2 separate regions of the Homo sapiens genome follow, and region 2 is linked to region 1. A link is an interaction called in ENCODE POLR2A ChIA-PET data of the cell type or tissue named here. Cell type or tissue: GM12878. All regions are shown on one strand. Region 1 has its middle 7.2 kb from the start of CRTC3. Region 2 overlaps ARPIN-AP3S2 (ARPIN-AP3S2 readthrough).

Region 1 (4,000 bases):
ACAAAGATTGATGGAAACTGTGCAAGGAACAGTTAGATGCCCAGATCCACTCCCCAACTGCTCAAAGCTAGGTGACTACTTCTCCTCTCCCTAACTGTACACAAGATGTGAACTCTGGGGCAATTGAGCCAGAAAGATTCTGCACTTAGGGTGAGACAGGGCAAAAGCTGGGATGGAGGTACCATCTGAAAACAGGGGGATTAAGAGAAAGTCTACACATCAAACACTGAGACCTGCAGCTTCTCTTTTCTCTCTTCCCATTTAGCTCCCAGAACACTAGCAGCCAGGCTTACATACCTGGACAGAAGAATGGACGATTCTTCAGGCAGAAGAAAATTGACCTGTCTGAGAGAAAAATAAACAGAAAAACCCACATATAAACAAAAGAAAACCCAGACCAAACCCTAGAGATACCGATATTTGGGGGACATACGGTGCAAATAGGGCTGGGCGCAGTGGCTCATGCCTGTAATCCCAGCACTTTGTGAGGCCAGAGCAGGCAGATCATGAGGTCAGGAGTTCAAGACCAGCCTGGCCAACATGGTGGAAACCCATCTCTACTAAAAATACAAAAATTAGCCGGGCATGGTGGCACGCGCCGGTGGTCCCAGCTGCTCGAGAGGCTGAGGCAGGAGAATCGCTTGAACCTGGGAGGTGGAGGTTGTGGTAAGCTGAGATCACGCCACTGCACTCCATCCTGGGTAACGGAGCGAGACTCCACCTCAAAAAAAAAAAAAAAAAAAAGCAAATAATTTAGAAATGTATAAAATAGAAGATAAAAGTTGCCCAGGAGTCCCTACGTTCCCAAAGGCAACTATTGTGAGCCACATCTTGATATGTTTATAACAATTTTTCTATTTAAGTATAATGGGTCCGAGTTAAGTTCCTGTAACAAAGGCTAAAATAACAGGGCTTTAAACAAAATTGATGCTTATCTCTCAGTCACGTAACAGTCCAGAGGCAGCCCAGAGCTAATATTGTGGTTCCCCAGTGCTGGGGACCCAGGCTACTTTGCTACCATTGTGCTGGCATTCTCAACACATAGTTTTCATCTCATGGTCTAAGATGGCTGCTCTGTCTGTCAGTCTTTAGAGATGGGGTCTTGCTCTGTCACCCAGGCTAGAATACAGCGGCACAATCATAACTCACTGCAGCCTCAAACTCCTAGGCTCAAACCATCATCATTGCACAAACAGCAAAGCAATGCATTCAAAGATCTAAATGGAAAGCATTTCCAGGGAGGCTCTCTTCTTAGCCAAACTAACAATCAAATAGGAGGGTAAAATAAAACCGTCTTCACCAAAACCAGCCTCCTGGGTAGCTGGGACTACAGGTATGTGCCACCACCCCTGGCTAATTTTTATTTTGTAAAGATGGGGTCTCTCTTTGTTGCCCAGGATGGTCCCGAACTCCTGGGCTCAAGTGATCCTCCTGCCTCAGTCTCCCAAAGTGCTGGGATTACAGGCGTGAGCCACTGTGCCCAGCTGCTGCTCCCAATCCTGTCACAATATCCACATGGCAGTCAGTGAGAAGACAGAAGAGAAAAAAGAAGGCCATTTTTTCTTTCATATAAGGACAGAATCCCAGAGTTGTCCATATTACTTCTGCTCACACCCCATTGGGCAGAACATAGTCGCATGACCATAGCTATTTGCAAGGGAGGATGGGAAATGTAGTCTTCAGCTGGCTTTAGTTGGGCCTAGATGTGCTCAGCTAAAGCTCAGGATTTCTTTTAAAAAAGGAAGAAGGGGCCGGGTGCAGTGGCTCACACCTGTAATCCCAGCACTTTGGGAGGCCGAAGCTGGTGGATCACCTGAGGTCAGAAGTTCGAGACCAGCCTGGCCAACATGGTGAAACCCCGTCTCTACTGAAAATACAAAAAATTGGCTGGGTGTGGTGGTGCACACCTGTAATCCCAGCTACTAGGGAGGCTGAGGAAGAAGAATCGCTTGAACTGAGGAGGCAGAGGTTGCAGTGAGCCAAGATCGTGCCACTGCACTCCAGCCTGGGTGACAGAGCAAGAATCCGTCTCAAAAAAAAAAAAGGAAGAAGGGGAGAATGAATATTGGGAGACAATCAGTGATCTTTGCTACAAAACAGAGCACACACACACACACACACACACACACACACACACATATATTTGAGATGGAGTCCTGCTCTGTCGCCCAGGTTGGAGTGCAGTGGCACAACCATGACTCATTGCAACCTCCTCCTCCAGGATTCAAGCGATTCTCCTGCCTCAGCTTCCTGAGTAGCTGGGACTACAGCTGCTCGCCACCAGGCCCGGCTAATTTTTGTATTTTTAATAGAGAGAGGGTTTTGTCACGTCGGCCAGGCTCGTCTTGAACTCCTGACCTCAAGTGATCCACCCACCTCGGCCTCCCAAAGTGCTGGGATTACAGGCATGAGCCACTGCACCTGGCCAGATACACATATATATTTTAAAATCTTTTATTTCCAGAAACAATCTATACATATTTAGTGTCTCTGACTAATGGAGAGTCAAAGATCACCAGAGGTTTGAGGAAAGCCTGCAGAGGAAGATCAAAATGAACAAACAAATAAAAATGAATTCAGACAAAACAAAAGGTGACAATGTAAAAAGTAGAAAAAAAGTAAAAACAGAAGTAACCTAAAATTAATATCACATCCATGAAATGAGTACAGAATGCTATTCAAAAAAGAAATTTTAGGGAAACACAGAGAGTTCTTATTAATCCTTTTTTTTTTTTTTTTTTGAGACAGGGTCTTGCTCTGTCACCCAGGCTGGAGTGCAGTGACAGAATTACAGCTCACTGCAACCTCAACCTCCCAGACTCAAGGGATCCTCCCACCTCAGACTCCTGAGTTGCTGTGACTACAGTCACATACCACCATGGCAGACTAACTTTTTTTTTTTTCCATAGAGATGAAGTCTCACTACCTTGCTCAGCCTTAATCTTTTCAATTGAAAGATAATGGTAGAGGCTGGGCACGGTGGCTTGCTCTTGTAATCCCAGCACTTCGGGAGGCCGAGGTGGGAGGATCACTTGAGGTCAGGAGTTCGAGATCAGCCTGGCCAGCATGGTGAAACCCTGTCTCTACTAAAAATACAAAAAAATTAGCTGGGCGTGGTAGCAGGCACCTGTAATCCCAGCTACTATGGAGGCTGAGGCAGGAGAATTGCTTGAACTCGGGAGGCAGAGGTTGCAGTGAGCTGAGATGGCACCATTGCACTACAGCCTGGGCGAGAAGAGTGAAACTCCATCTCAAAAAAAAAAAAAAAGATAATGGTAGAAATAAAAGTTTAACAGAAGGATTGGAAAATGAAGCTGAGAAAATATATCAGGAAATAGGAAAATAACAAAAGACAAGTAAATAGAAAATAGGAGACAAAAGATAAGAAAATTAGAAGAGCAATCTAGGAGGCCCATTAACTAACAAAAGTTCCAGAAAGATGCCAGGTGCTGTGACTCATGCCTGTAATCCCAGCACTTTCAGAGGCTGAGGAGGGTGAATCGCATGAGCCCAGGAGTTTGAGACCAGCCTGGGCAACATGGTGAAACCCTGTCTCCACTAAAAATACAAAAAAAGTTAGCCAGGCATGGTGGTGCGTGCCTGTAATCCCAGGTACTCAGGAGGCTGAGGCAGGAGAACCGCTTGAACCCAAGAGGCAGAGGTTGCAGTGAGCTGAGATTGCGCCACTGCACTCCAGCCTAGGTGACAGAGCAAGACTCCATCTCAAAAACAAAAAACAATAAACCAAAAAAAAAAAAACCAAAAACAAACAAACAAAAAAACAGGTCACCTACAAAGGAAAAGGAAACCGAATGTGAGTGGCCTTCTCAGTAGCAACACTGAAAGTGAGAAAACAGTGACCCAATGCATTCAAAGATCTAAATGAAAAGCATTTCCAGAGAAGCCCTACTCTTAGCCAAGCTAATAATCAAACAGGAGGGTAAAATAAAACCATCTTCACACACAGTCTCAGAGATTTTATCTTTCACGTACCCTTTTT
Region 2 (4,000 bases), 620 kb before region 1:
ACACATTTCATGGAGCACATTCCATTCATGGTGTACAACCTCAGCCAACCTCTGCCAGGGGTGCCTTCTGGGACTGCACAGGTGGCTGCTCCCACAGGACTGCTCCATCCTCCTCAGCCCTCTGCCCTGACACCCTCTAGACAGAGCATCTCACTTTCTTTGCAAGGTAACAGAAGCCATCAAGTGAGACCTCTCACTTCCCTGACCACTCACCTGTCAACCCTTTTTTTTTTTTTTTGAGATGGAGTTTCGCTTTGTCACCCAGGCTGGAGTGCAGTGGTGCAATCTCGGCTCATTGCAACCTCTACCTCCTGAGTTTGAGCAATTCTCCTGCCTTAGCCTTCCGAGTAGATGGGATTACAGGCGTGTGCCACTACACCCAGCTAATTTTTGTATTTTTGTTAGAAACGGGGTTTCACCATGTTGGCCAGGCTGGTCTCAAACTCCTGACCTCAGGTAATCCACCCATCTCAGCCTCCCAAAGTGCTGGGATTACAGGCGTGAGCCACCACGCCCAGCCATCAACTCACGTCTGACCACACAAAACATCTCCTCTTTCCTTCTGTCTCAAAGGATAGGAGGCCTCTCCTCCTGCCTCAAGCCAGCTCCTCCATCTGGGCTGCAGATAGACCCCTTCCCCCCTCCTGAGGACCTGTCTCTCTCTCCCCACTCCTTGACCTTTCCTCAAGGCCTTCCTGCGTTCTGGCTTTGACACCTACTGCTCCAGACCCCATGTACCCCCACCAGAGTCACCGGTGAGCTCTTAACCTGCAAACTTCTTGGATGCTCCATATCTCAGACCTAACTAACCCGTGGGCAGTGCCTGACCCCACTGCTAGCTCCTCACGCCTGTTCCCCTTGGCTTCGCGGGGCTTTAGAGACATGACACCTTCCCATCCCTCGGACCTTTCAGTGGCTCCATCTCCTGCTCTTCCTTCTCCATCCATCTCCTATTGTTGCTATTTCCCAAGACAACCTCCTGGGCCCACTTCTTTTCTCCTCCTGGGTAACTGGGTCCACTTCCATAGCTTCAATACTCTCGATGTGCTGCAGCCCAGTTCTCTCCCCAAGTTCTAGAACTATCCTCCAAGGCCTCAGTAGACCTCTACCCAGCAGTGCTCCTGGCAACTCAAACTCAGTGTGTTCCAAACAGACCTCCTCCCCACAAACCTCTCGCCCCTCCATTTCCCCAAGTCTGGCACCGATGCCCAACCCCTGGCATCATCACGACTCCTTCCTCTTCCTCCCCAGTAGCCAAGCCAACACTGAGGCCACTGTGCCTCCTCTAGCTTGAGCTCCTCCAGTCTCTGCACCCCCACTGACAGGTCCTTAATCCTGGCCTTCTTATCTCTGTCCTAGGTGACCCTAACAGCTTTTTCACAGGCATCGCTGGGCTCCAGGCTATTTGCCTCCCTGGAGATTTTCAAACACAGACCTGATCACATCACCTGCCTACTTAAAACCTCACTACAGGGCTGCCCTGCACCCTTGGTTAGAGTTGAGCTCCTCAGTGCCCGCCCCTCCTGCTGCCTGCCCTGCATGGCTTCTCATACCTGGGTCAGGAACTCTTCAACTGCCAGGCATTGGGCACCCTCTGCCTCTCTGAAACACCCTGCAAATCCCTGGCACCTGGCTGACCTCTGCTTATCTTTCAGGATTCAGTCCTGTTATTCCCTGCTCTAGGGCATCCCCAGCCATGCCTGCCTGGGCTCAGCACCCTTCACGGGATCCAGGCCCGGGCCTGTCCATCTCCTCTACTGGACTAAGAACATTTCAAGTATACGACTGGGTCTTGTTCATCCCTGGACCTCTCAGCATGTGGCACAAGGGCTGGCACATGATATAGATGGTCCCTAATGTTCAGAGAGTCAATGAGTAACTGAAGGTATGAATGAATAAAGTGATAGAGTCCCACTCAACCTCAAAACCTTCTCACCCAGGGGCAGACAGCAAAGAGGCTCAACCAGAGACAAAATCAGGAAGAAGAAGAAGATCATGGAGGGCTTGCTATGGTTGGAATGTATCCCCCAAAATTCGTACGTTAACAGGAGGCTGAGGCAGGAGAATCGCTTGAGCCTGGGAGGCGGAGGTTGCAGTGATCCAAGATTGAGCCACTGCACTCCAGCCTGGGGGACAGAGCCAGACTTTGTCTCAGACAGCAAAAGAAAAGGAAAAAAAAAAAGTCAAACTCAGCTGCCTTTCCTCCACTGATGGAGTATGGACATAATGCCTAGAAGTAAAGTGGCCATCAAAAAGTATTATTATTATTATTACTATTTTTTTTTGAAACGGAGTCTCACTCTGTTGCCTAGGCTGGAGTGCAGTGGTGCAATCTCGGCTCACTGCACCTCCACCTCCTGGGTTCAAGTGATTCTCCTGCCTCAGCCTCCCAGATAGCTGGTATTACAGGTGCACGCCACCATGCCCAGCTAATTTTTGTATTTTTAGTAGAGCTGGGGTTTCACCATGTTCGCCAGGCCGGTCTCGAACTCCTGACCTCAAGTGATCCACCCACCTCGGCCTCCCAAAGTGCTGGGATTATAGGCATGAGCCACCACACTCACCCTAAAATTTTTTTAAAAAAGAAAAAAAATCATATGTTGAAACTTAATCACCAATGTGATAGTATTAAGAGGTGGGACCTTTAGGAGGTGAGTCATGGCATACGAGTGGGATGAGTGCTTTACAGAAGAGATTGAAGAGAGAGCCGCCTTGCCTTCTGCCATGTGAGGACTCAGCAAGAAGGCACCGTCTCTGAAGCGCAAAGCAAGCCCTCACCGGACACTGAATCTGCTGGCACCCTGACCTTGGACTTCCCCGCCTCCAGAACTGTAAGCCAGACATTTCTGTTCTTAAGTAGGTGCAGTGGCACACACCTACAGTCCCAGCTATTCTGGAGGCTGAGGAGGGAGGATCACTTGAAGACTATAGTGTGCTATGATTGCACCTGAGAATAACCACTACACTCCAGCCTGGGCTACATAGCAAAACCCAGCCACTAAAAATGCACAAAGAAACAAAAATTTTAAAAATTAAAAATAAAATAAACAAACACATTTCTATTGTTAATAAATCACCCAGCCTAAGGTATTTTGTTATATAGCACGCACGGACTGAGACCCCAGAACCAAAAGAGGATTTGGGCAGTAAAACAGAGACCGCCTAGGGCCTGGCCTGGGCTCTGCACAAAGGCAGTTAGAGCCCAAAGCCAGGTTTGTGGGTGATTCTGCCAGATACAGGAAATGGCAGGAGGTGGGAAGGCCAGCCTGGCCCCTGGAATGGAGGGGAGGGAACGGGGATCCTCTGAGTAAATGGGAGGCAAGGCCAGGGGTGGATGTGGAAGCCTCAGGCCACATACAGGGCTTCAACATCAAGAGGGCTGAAGAGACACTTTCCAGGGGCTAAGAGGCTCAGAAGAGAAAGGCCGCCACACTGCAGGAGGGCCCTGAGGGAGAGAGGGAGGGCAGAGGATACCTACTGTAGGACGACATGAGGAAGCCCGTGTTCACCTTCCTGGTGGCGCTGAAGTTGGGCTCGATTTCATTTCCCTTGGCGTCGAATTTACGGCGATGGATGTGACTGGGCCGGATATACAGCACGTAGTAGCGCTCCTGGGGCCAGGCAGACAGAGAGTGAGGGGGCGGCTTCATCCCACAACACACACACTCTGGGCTCCGGCTGCAGCCCCGCCAACCTCACATCTACCCTAGAAGCCCACCTCAGCTCCAAAAGATGTTCAAGCTAGGCAGATGCTCCCTCTGCCCCCAAATACTTATGCATTCATGGGTTCACAAGAGCACCTGCCGCATATAATGAGCCCTGCTAGAAGTTCCTAACAGGGCAAGCCCAGGGCTTCCACACAGCCAAAGACAAAAAGTATATATAGAAAACCATAACTTGGGCTGGGCACAGTGGCTCACGTCTGTAATCCCAGCACTTTGGGAGGCAGTGGCGAGTGGATCACGAGGTCAGGAGTTCGAGACCAGCCTGGCCAGCATGG

The links. Peaks named below come from ENCODE experiments on the same cell type or tissue, not always from the same donor. Only the 100,000 strongest peaks of a DNase experiment are listed, where the experiment ranks them.
Region 2: POLR2A ChIA-PET joins it to region 1 with 5 read pairs; 3 of 35 experiments call an interaction of 5 or more read pairs at or near these places.

What each region holds. Positions count from the first base shown.
Region 1 is chr15:90,520,748-90,524,747 of GRCh38, forward strand. No RefSeq gene overlaps it. Among named protein-coding and RNA genes, the nearest start is that of CRTC3, 7.2 kb to the right of the region's middle. In GM12878, no CTCF peak of the experiment used is centred here; DNase peaks (open chromatin) are centred at 1,634 and 3,854; H3K27ac peaks cover 717 bases.
Region 2 is chr15:89,904,802-89,908,801 of GRCh38, forward strand. ARPIN-AP3S2 (ARPIN-AP3S2 readthrough) reads right to left here. Exons shown (of 10, transcript NM_001199058.2): 3 at 3,479-3,611. It overlaps ARPIN (actin related protein 2/3 complex inhibitor), which reads right to left. Exons shown (of 6, transcript NM_182616.4): 3 at 3,479-3,611. Among named protein-coding and RNA genes, the nearest start is that of ARPIN, 6.2 kb to the right of the region's middle. In GM12878, no CTCF peak of the experiment used is centred here; no DNase peak of the experiment used is centred here.